Regions from separate parts of the Homo sapiens genome. Here region 1 is linked to region 2. Evidence: chromatin loops called from intact Hi-C (ENCODE). Cell type or tissue: OCI-LY7. All regions are shown on one strand. Each heading gives the region's core, and the rest is flanking DNA. Links, peaks and the distances in the headings are about the cores only.

Region 1 (8,332 bases), core at 214-8,213, 150 kb after region 2:
GGGTTTCACCATGTTGGCCAGGCTGGTCTTGAACTCCTGACCTCAGTGATTCACCCACCTTGGTCTCCCAAAGTGATGGGATTACAGGCGTGAATCACCACACCTGGCCTTCCTTTTCAACCTCTTTAGGATCTCTATAAAAGTAGAGATCAGGCCTGAGCTCCCATGAGTGTTCACAGGAGATGGTGCCATGCATGCACAGAAGTTCCCAAACCAGCATCCACCATATCAAACCCGTAAGTAAGCTCCTTTGTTGTTGCATGGGATGGCAATGTCCCCATAGCGCAAAGGAGAATCTGTGTTGCACAGAGCGATGGTAGATAAGATTAACATAAGTTGCCTCTGTGACAGGCCGGTGGTCGTTGTTGGATTGTTGGAATCAATAACCACCAGAAGCTGTGGCTCCCAGAAGGTTTCCTGGATCTGGTTAGTGAAGGTTCCAGGAGTGAACCGACCAGCAATTGAACTCCCAGAGATTCTTTAGCTCAGAGTTCCGAACACGCATTCTTCTTTTTTTTGAGATGGAGACTGGAGTGCAGTTCACTACAATCTCCACCTCCTCGGTTCAAGCGATTCTGCTGCCTCAGCCTCCTGAATAGCTGGGATTACAGACACGCACCAAAATGCCTGGCTAATTTTTATTTATTTATTTATTTTTATTTATTTATTTTTTTGAGACGCTGTCTCGTTCTGTTGCCAGGCTAGAGTGCAGTGGTGTGGTCTTGGCTCACTGCAACCTCTGCCTCCCAGGTTCAAGCGATTCTCCTGCCTCAGCTTCCCAAGTAGCTGGGACTACAGGTGTGCACCACCATGCTCGGCTAATTTTTGTATTTTTAGTAGAGACAGGGTTTCACCATGTTGGCCAGGATGGTCTCGATCTCTTGACCTCGTGATCTGCCCACCTTGGCCTCCCAAAGTGCTGGGATTACAGGCATGAGCCACCGCTCCTGGTCTAATTTTTATATTTTTAGTAGAGATGGGGTTTCACCATGTTGGGCAGGCTGGTCTCGAACTCCTGACCTCAGGTGATCCACCCGCCTTGGCATCCCAAAGTGCTGGGATTACAGGCATGAGCCACTGCCCTGGGCCGTCCGAACACACATTCTTCTTAGGCCATAGGGTCATTCTCCGGGTATGCTTAAATTATTTCTGTTAGGCACATCTGCCATACAGCAGCCTCCAAGATGACCTCCAGTGATCCCTGCCTCCTGGTGTTTACCCTTTTGTAGTCCCCTCATATTGTACCAGATTTGCTCTGTGTGACTAGTAGAAAATTGCAACAGTAATGGTATGTCCCTTCAAAGGCTAGTGTATAGAAAGACTTTGTGGCTTTTGCCTTGCTGTCTCTTGGATCAGTCACTAGCTGCTATGGTGTGAAGACATTCAAGCAGCCCTATGGAGAGGTACTTGTAGTGAGGAACTGAGGCCTTCAGCCAAGAGCCAACAAGAAACTGAGGCCTCCTGCTAACAGTCATCATGTGAGTGAGCCATCCTGAAGGTGGATTCTCTAGCCCCAGTCAAGTCTTAAGAGATTGAAGCCCCAGTCAATATCTAAATTGTACCTCATGACAAACAAACCCTAAGTCAGAACCACCCTGCTAAGCCCCTTCCCAATTTATGACCCACAGATACTATGAAATAAGAAACGTTTGTTGTTTTAAGCCATCAAATTTTGTGGTAATTTGCTATGCAGTAACAGATAACTAATAGACCACATCTAGGAGAATTTGGAAAGAGTCACTTGAAGATCTATACAAATAGTAAAACTGAGCCTGATAAATCTAAATTGCTGCCCTAAGATTACGTTATTCATGCTAGCCATTGTAAAAAAAAATCATTACTAAAGTTTTAAATATTATAATGTGTCCTTCTTGTTAAACACACATACACACGCAGAATACAGAATTATGTGAATAGGCCTGGTGCGGTGACTCACGCTTGTAATCCCAGCACTTTGGGAGGCTGAGGAGGGTGGATCTCCTGAGATCAGGAGTTTGAGATCAGCCTGACCAACACGGTGAAACCCCATCTCTACTAAAAATACAAAAATTAGCTGGGTATGGTGGCAGGTGCCTGTAGTCCTAGCTACTTGGGTAGCTGAGGCACAAGAATCGCTTGAACCCAGGAGGCGGAGGTTGTAGTGAGCCAAGATCATGCCACTCCAGTCCAGCATAGGTGACAGGGTAAAACTATGTCTTAATAATAATAATAATTATACAAATAGGACAACTCCTTCAATCTTCTCTGAAACTGCCTTGATTCCATCCATTTCTGCACAATAATTCTTCAGCTTTTTCTTCCTTTTCATGAAATACATATTTTCATTTTCCCCAAAACTACCCAGTCTGTTTCTTTTGCTTAAAATAATAATAATAATTTTTTATTTTATTTTAGAGATGAGGTCTTGTTATGTTGCCCAGGCTGGCCTCAAACTCCTTGGGCTAAAGTGATCCTCCTGCCTCAGCCTCCCAAGTAGCTGGGACTATAGGCATGCTCCACCACGCTCAGATTATAGTCAGAAGAATCTTAACAGTATTATAATGGATGTACCACAATTTAATCCATCTCCTCCTAATGGACACAACTTATTTAATTTTTAATATTATTAATAATATTGCCACCTTCTTTACATCTTTGTGCACCTATGTGTTATTGTTAAGATAAACTCCTAGAGATGAAATTACTGAGAGGGCTGGATGCAGTGGCTCATGCCTGTAATCCCAGCACTTTGGGAGGCTGAGGCAGGTGGGGACATCACTGTGGAATGTCAGAAATGAAAGTCAGTAAATTTTGTTTTGTAAGTTCAAAAGCAGTTTCTGTCTCATAAAGCAAAAAATATTAAGAAAGAAGATAAAATCAGTCAGCAGAGATGACCAGATAGGTAGAGACTGAGAATGTCACAACCTCTGCTCACTCTTACAACCACCCTGGTAGCATTTTTACCCCCCTTCCCAGGAGTATTAACTCCAAAAGGAAGAAAGATCAAGTAGAAAGAAACGTAAACTAAGGTATTTTAAACATGAATTGAGATATAATTGAATTTGATTTAGTTTGCCTTAGATTAATAAGATTGTTTTCTGCTTCAGGCAGGATGGGGACTCAAGGTCATAAATTAAGATTGAACTGTAGGAAAGTTCTATTTGGCTGGGCATGGTGGCTCATGTCTGTAATCCTAGCACTTTGGGAGGCCAAGAAAGGAGGATCATTTGAGGCCAGAAGTTCAAGACCAGCCTGGGCAATATAGTGAGACCTCTGTCTCTCCCAAAAAATACAAAAATTAGCCAGACATGGTGGCACATACCAGTGGTCCCCCAGCTGCTTGGCACGCTGATGTGGGAGGATCACTTGAGCCCAGGAGGTTAAGGATGCAGTGAACTTTGATCATGCCACTGTACAACCTGGGTGACAGAAAGAGACCCTCATTTCAAAAAACCAAATTAATTAACAAAATTAAATATAACTTTTCTTTTCTTTTTTTTTTTTTTTTTGAGACAGGTCTTGCTGTGTCACCCAGCCTGTAATGCAGTGGCGCCAGCTCAGCTCACTGTGACCTTGACCTTCTGGGCTCAAGTGATCCTCCCACCTCAGCCTCCCAAGCAGCTGGGACCACAGGCCCACACCACAACACCTCACTAATTTTTGAATTTTTTTGTAGAGATGGGGTCTCTCACTATGTTGCCCAGGCTGGTCTTGAACTCCTGGGCTCAAGTGATCCTCTCTTGGCCTCCCAAAGTGCTGAGATTACAGGTGTGAGCCACTGCTCCTGATTAAAAAGTTCTATTTTCCATATACCTGCACTTGGAGGACACTGTGGGTGAGCATCTGTGCACGACCGGTTCCTCACTTGCCTTGCGCTAGTCCCAGCCCTGCTCTTCATTTGCTGCTTTCAGAGGGTATCTTTCAACATTTTCCTGAACTTGGGCCTTCTCTGAGGGAGATCCAGCAGTTTCTGAAATCACTAACTGCTAGTTTACAAAATCCTTTCGGGTCCCAGACATCCTCCCTATTTCTTAAGAATATTTTTGGCCGGGCACAGTAGTTCACGCCTGTAATTCCAGCACTTTGGGAGGCTGAGGTGGGTGGATCACCTGAGGTCAGGAGTTTGAGACCAGCCTGGCCAACATGGTGAAACCCTGTCTCTACTAAAAATACAAAAATCAGTCAGTGTGGTGGCACGTGCCAGTAATCCCAGCTACTCGGGAGGCTGGGGCAGGATAATCGCTTGAACCTGGAAGGCGGAGGTTGCAATGAGCCGAGACTGTGCCACTGCACTCCAGTCTGGGTGACAGAGTGAGCCTCCATCTAAAAAAAGGAAAAAGAAAAATGTTCAGGACTATTATAGCTGAGAAAAGTTTTCTTCATGTGTCCTTTAGACTTCTATGTTCACAGCCTTTCTTCATAACAGGCCCCTCCCTTTTCTCCCTCGCATCCTAATAAACCTCTATTCTACCCTCTGCCAAATTTGTATTAAAAGTCGCACATGAGCCCAGACGACATCTGATTCTCTGCAGCTAACAGAGGGCTGGCAACAGAAATCTCTCTTACATCCTGGCAATATGTAATATACTACCTTTCTCATCTAGTGATGAGAGTCCTTACGGGTCTAGTTTCTTCCTAAAGGATGCACCCTCTCTGAAACTAGACATCAACCTTATAACTTTGAATCATTCTCTAATTTGGCAAAAGCAGATCTTGCAAAATAATTTTATACGTTCTATTTTGAAAATGCCACCTAGTGGACAGAGCTAGTAAGGTTTTCATGATAACAACCAGTCATGGGATAATCACGAGAGTGAGCCCAGGGATTTAGCAAACCCTCCAGCTGGGTCCACTTCAGCACACAAACCAGCCAAATGGCCTGTGATGACTTTTCTTTTTCTTTCTTTCTTTCTTTCTTTCTTTCTTTCTTTCTTTCTTTCTTTCTTTCTTTCTTTCTTTCTTTCTTTTTCTTTCTTTCTTTTTTTTTTTTTGAAATGGAGTTTTGCTCTTGTTGCCCAGGCTGGAGTGCAATGGCACGATCTCGGCTCACTGCAACCTCTGCCTCCTGGGTTCAAGTGATTCTCCTGCTTCAGCCTCCAGAGTAGCTGGGATTACAGGCATGCACCACCACGCCCGGCTAATCTTGTATTTTTAGTATAGACAGGGTTTCTCCATGTTGGTCAGGCTGGTCTCGAACTCCCGACCTCAGGCGATCCACCTGCCTTGGCCTCCCAAAGTGCTGGGATTACAGGCATGAGCCACCGTGTCCTGCCCTGTGAAGACTTTTATCCTGTCTTTTCTGCTTCCCTCCAAATTAATCATGACATAATAATTCAAAAGAAAATATTGGGGGCAGGCACGGTGGCTCACACCTGTAATCCCAGCACTTTGGGAGGCTGAGGTGGGCGGATCACTTGAGGTCAGGAGTTCAAGACCAATCTGGCCAACATGGTGAAACCCCATCTCCACTAAAAATACAAAAATTAGCCGAGCATGATGGTTCATGCCTGTAATTTCAGCTACTCAGGAGGCTGAGGCAGGAGGATCACTTGAACCAGGGAGGAGGAGATTGCAGTGAGCCAAGATTGCGCCACTGCACTCCAGCCTGGGCAACAGAGCAAGACTCTGTCTGAAAAAAAAATACAAAAGAATTAACATCAAGAAGAAAATGTTGGTTGTTCCAATTCATGTTGTTATGACATCCAAGTTGCTAGCTATTGTAATGGCAAAATATTTGGGGAAAGTATATGGAACAAAGGTTCATGTGCTGGGCAATGATGGGAAGTTAGTAATTAGTATGTCCCCTCTCCAACTGCATAGAATAGTTTACACTCAGCAGGAAAATCGCTAAACTAAAATTCCAAACATAATATGAGAATTCAATAGGTACTTTATTGTTTGAAAAAAAACATATAAATCATGACTGTTTCTCCCCACCCCTAAGAGTAGTAATTTAAAACTCTGGAAATATTTTAAACAAAGATAGGAGGCATTCCTTTCTTTCAAATATGGAGTACTTTCAGATAAGATCCCTGAAATCTTCTTTTGAGAAATGTCAGGGCAAAACTGAGATCCAGTTTCTGAGTTTAGACAGAAAAATTGCTGAAACTTTTGAGAGTACTTGGAACTTCAAATTATCTGTGACTCCACCTTTCCTGAGTCACACAGCAGCCCATTACAGCCCTTTTCTGTTTCTTCCTTTGTGTTGCTCCGTCCTGGGTTTGGGAAATGGTTCATTTCCTCCTCTCTGCCCACTAGCAATTTCACATTTCAATTTCAGCTACAGGAAGGGACACAAATAAACACCTATTAGAAATTATGGGGTGAATAATTTTTTGGATGAGAAAGTTTCAAAAATCATGAGAGGCACCTATGGCAGACCCCCTAGGGTCTTATATAATGTCCCCTCCGTATGTCTCTGCTTTTAGACACAGCTGTGCTGAATAGTTCCATACAAGTTCAGATGCACCTAGCACTAATGGTGTCCATGAGTACCTGTGTGCATCTTGTTCAATGCCCAGGACATTCTTCAGTGCCACAGGAACCTGCTAGACCCATGGACAAGTGCAGTCCAGGGTAACCCTCAGGCAGAGGGGGACAGGAATAGGTGATGATCCAGCCTCCTTTCCTTTGGAAGAATCATTCTTGGAGGCCCTGGCTGACTGGAGCTCCTGATCTCCACAGTCGCAACCTGGATAATTACCTTTATATGATCTTTTGCTCCTCTGTTTTACTGTCCTCCATCTCTCCTGTGATCACTTTCCAAATAAACTACCTTAATTCAATTCCTTGTCTCAGCCTCTGCTTTGAAGGGAACCCAATCTGTGTTCACTAGGAGACAAGTGAGAAAGCATTCTGAAGTCCATTTTTGCTCTTAGTAAGTTAAGAAGAGTATACTTATTCTGGGCCAAGTGCGGTGGCTCATGCCTGTAATCCCAGCACTTTGGGAGGCTGAGGTGGGCAGATCACTTGAGGTCAGGAGTTTGAGACAAGCTTGGCCAACATGGTGAAAACCTGTCTCTACTAAAAATACAAAAATTAGCTGGGCATGGTGGTGGGTACCTGTCATCCCAGCTACTCGAGAGGCTGAGCCAGAATTGCTTGAACTTGGGAGGAGGAGGTTGCAGTAAGCCGAGATCATACCACTGCACTCCAGTCTGGGCAGTAGAGTGAGACTCCATCTCAAAAAAAGTAAAAAGAAGAGTATACTTATTCACTCCCGATGTTTTATTTGGTTAAGTGGGGTGACATCTATTCCCATTTTTTATCTCTCTATGCTTAATATGCTGTTGCCACACTGGCCTTCTTTCTGTTTCTCAAACAAACCAGCCTATTCCTGTCTTAGGGTGTGTGGAGGAGTTGTTCCTTCTGCCTGGAACACTTTCTTTCTGTGGCTTCACATGACTGGCAGCATCTTGTCATTCAAATCTCAATTCAACTGTCACTTTCTCAAAGAAAACAACCTTGATCACCAAAAGTAGCCACCATATACACACTCCCAACACCGTAACATATTACTTTGTTTTTTTTCTTCATAGCCGGTATAAATTTATCTGGTTAATTTATTGATCACCTATTTCCTCCTCAAAACCTAAGATCCAAGTACAAGTAGGTACTCAACATACATTTGCTGATTAATAAATCTCCTGGGCCAGGCATGGTGGCTCATGCCTGTAATCCCAGCACTTTGGGAGGCCAAGTAGGCAGATCGCTTGAGCCCAGGAGTTTGAGACCAACCTGGGCAACATGGCAAAACCCTGTCTCTACAAAAAATAAAAATTAAAAAATAAGCTGGGGATGGTGGCATATGCCTTTGGTTCCAGCTACTGGGGAGGCAGAGGTAGGAGGATCTCTTGAGCCCAGGAGGCAGAGGTTGCCATAAGCTAAGATCGTGCCACTGCACTCCACCCTGGATTATAGAGTGAGACTCTGTCTCAAAAAGTAATAATAATAAACCCAATAAATCTCCTTTTGCCTGTAAAGAATTGATAATGTTTTCTTGGACTTGTGTGCAAAAATAAATACAGATTTTTAACAGAGACTGCTCAGCTCACCAGTGTCTGGGAAAGGGCAGCCTAGCCTCTCCCTCTACATATATCAAAGGGTTGGAATAGAGCATTCCAAAGAATGATCTAAGTAGAAACCTCTGAAGGAAAATCTCTATGAACATTCCATTTGCCTTATGAGGAGCTTAAAATTTAGCTCCCCACTGAAGAATTTGTTTCACCTTCAGTACTTGGTTAGGCTTGCATTACCTTATCCAATGGCCTCTTTACCTCTTTGGCAAGGTCTAAATTTGTCACAGATGTGGGATTTTTTGTTTTGTTTTTACAAAGTCTAAGTTTGTCACAGA
Region 2 (8,332 bases), core at 279-8,278:
TTAATGTTGAGCCATTATTCCTGGCTGCTGTTAGGTTCAATTGTCTCTTCAGGCTACTCCCCATGGTTGATAATAAAACCATTATGAGAATAGGGCAGTCATCCAAAGCCTAGGGCTTGCTGAAAGCTCTGGCAGGGAAAATGGTAGTTTGGGATTAGGGAACAGGAAGGGACAGCTAAGCTTTGAGGTACTAACAGTTATTTCCTCCTTCTGAATTGAACTGGGGATATATATACACACACATGCACACACACACATATATTCATGTATTTATATATGTATGTATATATCCAATTCCTTTTTTTTTTTTTTTGAGACAGAGTCTCAATCTGTCACGCAGGTTGGAGTACAGTGGTGTGATCTCGGCTCACTGCAACCTCCCCCTCTTGGGTTCAAGCCATTCTCCTGCCTCAGCCTCCTAAATAGCTGGGATTACAGGTATGCACCACCACACCCAGTTAATTTTTATATTTTTAGTAGAGACTGGTTTTAACCGTGTTGGCCAGGCTGGTCTCGAACTCCTGACCTCAGGTGATCCACCCACCTCAGCCTCCCAAAGTGCTGGGATTACAGGTGTGAACCACTGTGCCCAGCAAATTTCTTTCTTTCTTTCTTTTTATTTTAACTGTATTTTCTTCCAGTCTTGATCCATATTTGTGTCCACTTATGAAGTGTAGCATACATACCCTTTTATGTTCTGTATTTTTGGTGGGGAGTCTCTCTATGTTGCCCATGCTGGTCTCTAACTCCTAGGCTCAAAAGATCCTCTTGCCTTGGCCTCCCAAAGTGCTGAGAATACAAGCATAAGCCACATGCCCAGCTGATTTTTAATTTTTTTTTTTTTTTTTGTGACAGAGTCTCGCTCTTGTCGCCCAGGCTGGAGTGCAGTGCCATGATCTCGGCTCACTACAACATCTGCCTCCCAGGTTCAAGCGTTTCTCCTGCCTCAGCCTCCTGAGTAGCTGGGATTACAGGTGCCTGCCACCACACCCAGCTAATTTTTGTATTTTTAGTAAAGACAGGATTTCGCCATGTTGGCCAGGCTGGTCTCGAACTCCTGACCTCAAGTGATCCGCCTGCCTCAGCCTCCCAAAGTGTGCTGGGATTACAGGCTTGAGCCATTGTGCCCAGCCTGATTTTTAAAATTTTTATGTATTTATTTATTTTTATTTTTATTTTTATTTTGAGACAGAGTCTTGCTGTGTCGCCCAGGCTGGAGGGCAGTGGCACAATCGAAGCTCACTGCAACCTCTGCCTCCTGGGTTCAAGCGATTCTCCTGCCTCAGCCTCCTGAGTAGCTGGGGCTACAGGCGTCCACCACCACGTCCGGCTAATCTTTTTTTTTTTTTTTTTGAGACGGAGTTTCACTCTTGTTACCCAGGCTGGAGTGCAATGGCACGATCTCGGCTCACCACAACCTCTGCCTCCCAGGTTCAAGCGATTCTCCTGCCTCAGCCTCCCTAGTAGCTGGGATTATAGGCATGTGCTACCACGCCCAGCTAATTTTGTATTTTTAGTAGAGACGGGGTTTCTCCATGTCAGTCAGGCTGGTCTCAAACTCCCGACCTCAGGTGATCTGCCTGCCTCAGCCTCCCAAAGTGCTGGGATTACAGGCGTGAGACCCCTCGCCTGGCTAATTTTTGTATTTTTAGTAGAGACAGCATTTCACCATCTTGGCCAGGCTAGTCTCAAACTCCTGACCTCAGGCAATCCACCCGCTTTGGCCTCCCAAAGTGCTGGGATTACAGGTGTGAGCCACCGTGCCTGGCCTCTGTTTTTTTTTTTTTTTTTTTTACTATTAACTTTTCCTTTTTTGTATTCTACTGCATCTTCTCAGAATTGTGTTCTGTCACCAAAAGCAGTTTCAACAAAAGCAAAAAGTGACTAATGGGATCTAATTAAACTAAAGAGCTTCTGCACAGCAAAATAAATTATCAATAGAGTAAACAGACAACCTACAAAATGGGAGAAAAATTTTGCAAACTATGCATCCTACAAAGGTCTAATATCCAGCATCTGAAAGGAACTTAAATACATTTACAAGAATAAAAACAAACAACCCCATTAAAAAGCCATCAAAGGACATGAACAGACACTTTTCAAAAGAAAATATACATGCAACCAATAAGCATATGAAAAAAAGCTCAACATCACTGGTCATTAAAGAAATGCAAATCAAAACCACAGTGAGATACCACCTCACACCAGTCAGAATGATGATGATTAAAAAGTCAAAAAATAACAAATGCTGGCAAGGTTGCAGAGAAAAAGAAACACTTCTACACTGTTGGTAGGAGTGTAAATTAGTTCAACCATAGCGGAAAGTAGTGTGGTGAATCCTCAAAGAGCTAAAAACAGAACTACCATTCAACCCAGCAATCCTGTTACTGGATATATACCCAAAGGAATATAAATCATTCTACCATAAAGACACATGCACTCGTATATTTATTACAGCACTATTCACAATAGCAAAGACATGGAATCAACCTAAATGCCCATCAATGGTAGACTGAATAAAGAAAATGTGGTAATATCCATCATGGAATACTATACAGCCATAAAAAAGAACGAGATCATGTCCCTTGCAGGAACATTGATGGAGCTGAAGGCCATTATCCTTAGAAAACTAACATAGGAACAGAAAACCAAATACCGCATGTTCTCACTTATAAGTAGGAGCTAAATGATGAGAACACATGAACACGTAGAGGGGAACAACACACACTGGGGCCTACCAGAGAGTGGAGGGTGGGAGAAGTGAGAGGATCAGGAAAAATAACTAATGGGTACTAGGCTTAATACCTGGGTAACAAAATAATCTGTGCAACAGGCTGGGCACGGTGGCTCATGCCTGTAATCCCAGCACTTTGGGAGGCTGAGGTGGATCACGAGGTCAGGAGATGGAGGCCATCCTGGCTAACACAGTGAAACCCCGTCTCTACTAGAAATACAAAAAAATTAGCCGGGCGTGGTGGCAGGGGCCTGTAGTCCCAGCTACTCGGGAGGCTGAGGCAAGAGAATGGCGTGAACCCGGGAGGCGGAGCTTGCAGTGAGCAGAGATGGCGCCACTGCATTCCAGCCTGGGTGACACAGCGAGACACCATCTCAAAAAAAAAAAAAAAATTCTGTGCAACAAACCCCCATGACACAGGTTTATCTATATAACAAACCTGCAACTCAAGGTTAAAAAAAATTATTATTATTATTATTATTATTATTATTATTATTATTATTATTTTATTATTATTATTTGAGTCGGAGTCTTGCTCTGTTGCTCTAGCTGGAGTGCAGGGGCATGGTCTTGGCTCACTGCAACCTCTGCCTCCCGAGTTCAAGCGATTCTCCTGCCTCAGCCTCCTGAGTAGCTGGGATTACAGGCATGCACCACCGCGCCTGGCTAATTTTTGTATTTTTAGTATTTTTATTTTTATTTTATTTATTTTGTTTATTTTATTTTATTTTATTTTATTTGTTTTGTTTTATTTTATTTATTTTGTTTTACTTTATTTTATTTTGTATTTTTAGTAGAGACTAAAAATAGTAGAGAGTTTTAGTAGAGGGTTTTGCCATGTTGGCCAGGCTGGTCTCAAACTCCTGATCTCAGGTGACCCACCCACCTCGGCCTCTCAAACTGCTGCGATTATAGGTGTGAGCCACCGCACCCGGCAGAATTATGTTGTTTTAAAACTTAGCATTATATAATGTTTTTAATGATGTTATTTAATCCTTATGAGTAGATTTTTAAAAAAGACTCTTTCCTGGCCGGACGCGGTGGCTCACGCCTGTAATCCTAGCACTTTGGGAGGCTGAGGCAAGCAGATCACCTGAAGTCGGGAGTTAGACACCAGCGTGACCAACATGGAGAAACCCCGTCTTTACTAAAAATACAAAATTAGCCAGACGCGGTGGCACAAGCCTGTAATCCCAGCTACTCGGGAGGCTGAGGCAGGAGAATGGCTTGAACCCGAGAGGCGGAAGTTGCAGTGAGCCGAGATCACGCCATTGCTCCAGCCTGGGCAATAAGAGCAAAACTCCGTCTCAAAAACAAACAACAAACAAACAAACAAAAAAACCTCTTTCCTGACTGTAAAAGTAAAGCATAATTGTTATTGTTAAAAATACAGATAATATGTGAAGAAAGTGAAAAATTACCTTTGATATTTTGAAGTGTATCCTTCAAGACTTTTTTCTATGCATATATAAATATATATGTACAAAAATGGAATCATACCTTTTAGTTCCTGTTTTCCATGTCAATAGATATATAGTGACATATTTCATGTTTTTATGAATATACCATGATTTATGTATTCTATTAGTGACACTGCAATTGTTTCCAAATTGTCACTATTGTAACAGTCCTCATCATCTTCTCTCCTTAGGACTAATTCCTCCTATAAGTAGAATTGGTGAGTCACAGAGCATGCACATTTAAACACTTTAAAATACATTGTTTACCAATCTCACTGCCAGTAGGAACGTATGTAAAGGTTCCTTTCCCCTTGCTCTTGCCAATATAATTATCCTTCTTAATACTCGCAAAATAATCTGGAATTAATGATCAGAAAACAGACCTTCCATCTTGGAGGCGGATAAGTGGAAGGTTTATTCCTCCCCTTACAACAACAACAACGACAACAATAACAACAAGACGTTTGCTGAACATGCTGGCATAGAGGACAAGTTAAAAAGTTTCTGGACTCAAAGGGTGCTCCTCCAAAGCTCCGGGCCTCCGGGCTACCCCTACTTGAAGCCGCTATGCCCCTCTCCTGTGCCCGAGGTGGCCGCTGGGTGGCAGGGGAGGCCCGGGCCGACGGCGGTCCCACCGCACTGTCGCGAAGGCAGGCGAAGAACAGGGCCACACTGAGTGGGGACAACTGGGCCCGGGCCCAGAGGACACGAAGGAAGGTCCGGGAGAAGGAATTCCTAGTTTCAGGGAAGAAAAGGTGGCTCGAGTGAGGAAACTGCGGGGGCAACGGTCTCTCGTCGCCGGGACCCCGCCGTGTGCCGCCCAGGGACGCGAGGGGGCGCTGCTGCCGCGCCAGGGGCGAGGGTCCCGGGGCCTCCTGAGCACCTCCCGGCCCTGCCCGGCCAACTCAGACTACACCCGGACTCTGCCCACCGCGTTTCCGCCCTCGGCCTCGGGTCCCTGGAGGGCTCGCGGGTAGGAAGAGTCGGGGTGGCGGGACTTTCGCCGACACCCGGCTCCCCGCCTGGTGGCTGCGCACACGAGGCCGGCGACGGGACTTGCCCGCGTCTCAGCGCCTCCTGTGTGAAGCGGGACCGCTGCGGTACCTGCCCCAGGGAAGGCCGCGGGGAGGGTTACAGAGCCCGTAGGCACTGGCGGGGATCTTTATACACCCCCAAAACACACACATCCCACCCAGTACCCAGCACCCAGCACCCAGCACGGAGGGCTTATTATTAACAACTTCCTGGAGGCCGCAGGGGCAGTGCTGGCTCACTGTGTCCCTTCTCCCTTTCAGCTCTCCCTAGACCTCTGTCCCAAATCAGAAAAGAATTTTACAAACTGTGCTTTCCTCTCGGGGAGCCCCCACCACGGCGTAACCCAGCAGGCAGGAATGGCACACGTGCAGGAAAATGAGTTCAACAGCCTTACCAGGTGGTGTCAGGATCAGCATCTGACAGTATTCTTGGGAGAAGGGGCGCCAGCCTCTCCTGGCCTGCTGTGCGCTCTGCCAAAGTCTTCGCTCGACCCCGCACATCTTGCTCCGTTCCCTAGTCCAGATCCCAGCTGGAGGGGCCAGCTGCAGCCACCCCTAAGAATGAGGAAATGGGAGCGGGGTGGGGGGCTGGGTTCTGTGTTGGCGGTTGCCGTGGCTTTGCTCCGAGTTCTGGAGCCAAACCGCCCACTCCCTGAGACGGCTAGGTCACAGAAGCAGTGGGTCAGAAGCCAGAGGGGACGTGGGGAGTGCCACCCTGGAGCCTACCGGCACACCTGCTGAGATGGAGGCCTCAGATGGGCAAGGGGGTGAAGGGGACAAGCCACTAGAGCAGGTGAAGTGGGGTGTGAGGGAGGGAGGGAAGGAGGGTCCCGGAGGGGCTGGTTTTGGAAAGTAGAGAACATGAAATTCAGGAAAGAAGAGAAGAACAATGATAGGGTACCTGAGATAGCAAGAGGCCTAAAGCACAAGAACTTTCATTCATTCAGAAGTTTATGCATGACCTGTGTTCCTGGCGAGATGATGGGGAAGAGGTCGCCTCTCATTGTTGGTTATGAAGACTTGAGAGTATGTGTATGTATACACATGGTCTGTGTGTGGTTGTGTGGTGTGTGTGCTGTGTTGGAGGAGTTGATCAGCCAGAGTCCTGTCTCTAGGACCTGGAGGAGCCTGTGTCCCATCTCCTCTCCATGCACCTCCCTCCCCCTGGCCTTTCCCTTCAGAGTGGTCTGGACGGGATCTTCCTTGTTCTCCCCGAACACAGACTAGAATTCATACTTTTCTGAGAAGCTTTTGAAAGGTGAGGGGCAAATCCAGTTCTGACTTCTAGTGTTATTTCACAGTCACTTTGTTGCCACTTATTTTCAGCTTTCTTTTTTTCTTTGTTCTTTTTTTTTTTTTGAGACAGAGTCTCACTCTGTCACCTAGGCTGGACTGCAGTGGCATGATCTTGGCCCACTGCAACCTCTGCCCCCTGGGTTGGAGCAATTTATCCTGCCTCAGCCTCCTGAGTAGATGGGATTACAGGTATGCATTACCACACCTGGCTAATTTTTGTATTTTTGGTAGAGAGGGGGTTTCGCCATGTTGGCCAGGCTGGTCTTGAACTCCTGACTTCAGGTGATCCACCCATCTCGGCCTCCCAAAATGCTGGGATTACAGGTGTGAGCCACTGTGCCCAGTTTTGCTCTGTCACCCAGGCTGGAGTGCAGTGGCTCAGTCTCGGCTCACTGCAACCTCCACCTCCTGGGTTCCAGCAATTCTCCTGCCCCAGCCTCCCAAGTAGATGGGATTACAGGCACGTGCCACCACACTTAGCTGATTTTTTTGTATTTTTGGTAGAAATTGGGTTTTGCCATGCTGGCCAGGCTGGTCTTGAACTTCTGGGCTCAAGCAATCCACCCACTTCAGCCTCCTAAAATGTTGGGATTACAGGCGTGAGCCACTGGGCCTGGCCTAATTTTCAGCTTTCTTTGCCCCACTTTTGTGGTCAAAGGTTCTTTCTCATCATCACCATCATCCACTTTTTCTGAATAGTCATTAGATGCATGGTTTATTAGTCCATTTTGCATTCCTATAAAGGAATACTTGAGGCTAGGCAATTTATAAAGAAAAGAGGTTTATTTGGCTCACAGTCCTGCAGGCTGTACACGAAGCATCTGCTTCTGGTGAGGGCCTCAGGAAGCTTACAAGCATGACAGAAGATGAAGAGGGAGCAAGCTTGTCACATGGTGAGAGAGCAAGCAAGAGAGAGAGGAGGGCGTGTCAGGCTCTTGTTACCAACCAGCTCTCACATGAACTGACAGAGTGAGAACTCACTTAATTGGGGCAGGGAGGGCACCAAGCCCATTCATGAAGGATCCACCCCCATGACCCAAACACCTCCCATCAGACCCTGCCTCCAACATTGGGGATCACGTTTCAACATGAGATTTAGAGGGGACACACATTCAAACCATATCACATGACGATGCTAGAGGCTAGGGATGCAAAGAAATGGGCCCAGTCTGATGCAGTCAGTAAACATTTGCCAAGTGAGTGAGTAAATGAATCCCTGTTCATTCCCCCAAGGAGCTGCTTAAATCTTTTGATGCCTCATTGTTCTCATCTGTAACTAGGGTTAATGATATTGAAACCGTCCCTAGAAACTTTATAAAATTAATCAGAAAAAAAGAGGGGAAAAATGAAAATTAACTGAGCTTGCAGCTCATTCAGCATGAATCATGAGGTCAGCCTGCTCTCTGACCCACTTCCTTGGAGTTCTTTGGTGCCTGTTTCCTTAGAATTCCGTAGACCCTGGGTGCGGTGGCTCATGCCTGTAATCCCAGCATTTTGGGAGCCGAGGTGGGTGGATCACTTGAGGTCAGGAGTTTGAGACCAGACTGGCCAACATGGTCTCTACTAAAAATACAAAATTAGCCAGGCGTTGTGGTGCACGCCTGTAATCCCAGCTACTCGGGAGGCTGAGGCAGGAGAATCGCTTGAACCCGGGAGGCCAAGGTTGCAGTGAGCCGAGATCACACCACTGCACTCCAGCCTGGGTGATAGAGTGAATAAAAAAAAAAAGGAATTCCATAGACCCTGTTACAAGGATACTCCCTTAACTGCTCTGCAGATAACAGCTCGAACATTATGAAGCATTGCGT

The links. A loop is a pair of places that touch in the nucleus more often than their neighbours do. Peaks named below come from ENCODE experiments on the same cell type or tissue, not always from the same donor. Only the 100,000 strongest peaks of a DNase experiment are listed, where the experiment ranks them.
Region 1: a loop joins it to region 2, with 2.0 times the contacts of the local background. A loop is called at or near these places in 12 of 110 quality-filtered maps.

The regions. Positions count from the first base shown.
Region 1 is chr17:60,565,204-60,573,535 of GRCh38, forward strand. LINC01999 (long intergenic non-protein coding RNA 1999) reads left to right here. Exons shown (of 4, transcript NR_126009.1): 2 at 130-236. It also overlaps the pseudogene RPSAP66. Among named protein-coding and RNA genes, the nearest start is that of LINC01999, 4.8 kb to the left of the region's middle. In OCI-LY7, for the core only: a CTCF peak has its summit at 4,729 (motif pointing left); a DNase peak (open chromatin) is centred at 4,758.
Region 2 is chr17:60,416,623-60,424,954 of GRCh38, forward strand. It overlaps CHCT1 (CHD1 helical C-terminal domain containing 1), which reads left to right and starts at 5,867. Exons shown (of 6, transcript NM_181707.3): 1 at 5,867-6,021. The coding sequence starts at 5,971. LOC105371850 (a long non-coding RNA gene) reads right to left here and starts at 783. Exons shown (of 3, transcript XR_934893.3): 1 at 687-783. It also overlaps a transcript of USP32 not described here. RefSeq lists silencers at 4,694-5,113, 5,124-5,223, 5,334-5,403. In OCI-LY7, for the core only: CTCF peaks have their summits at 4,888 and 5,101; DNase peaks (open chromatin) are centred at 4,789 and 5,079; H3K4me3 peaks cover 711 bases.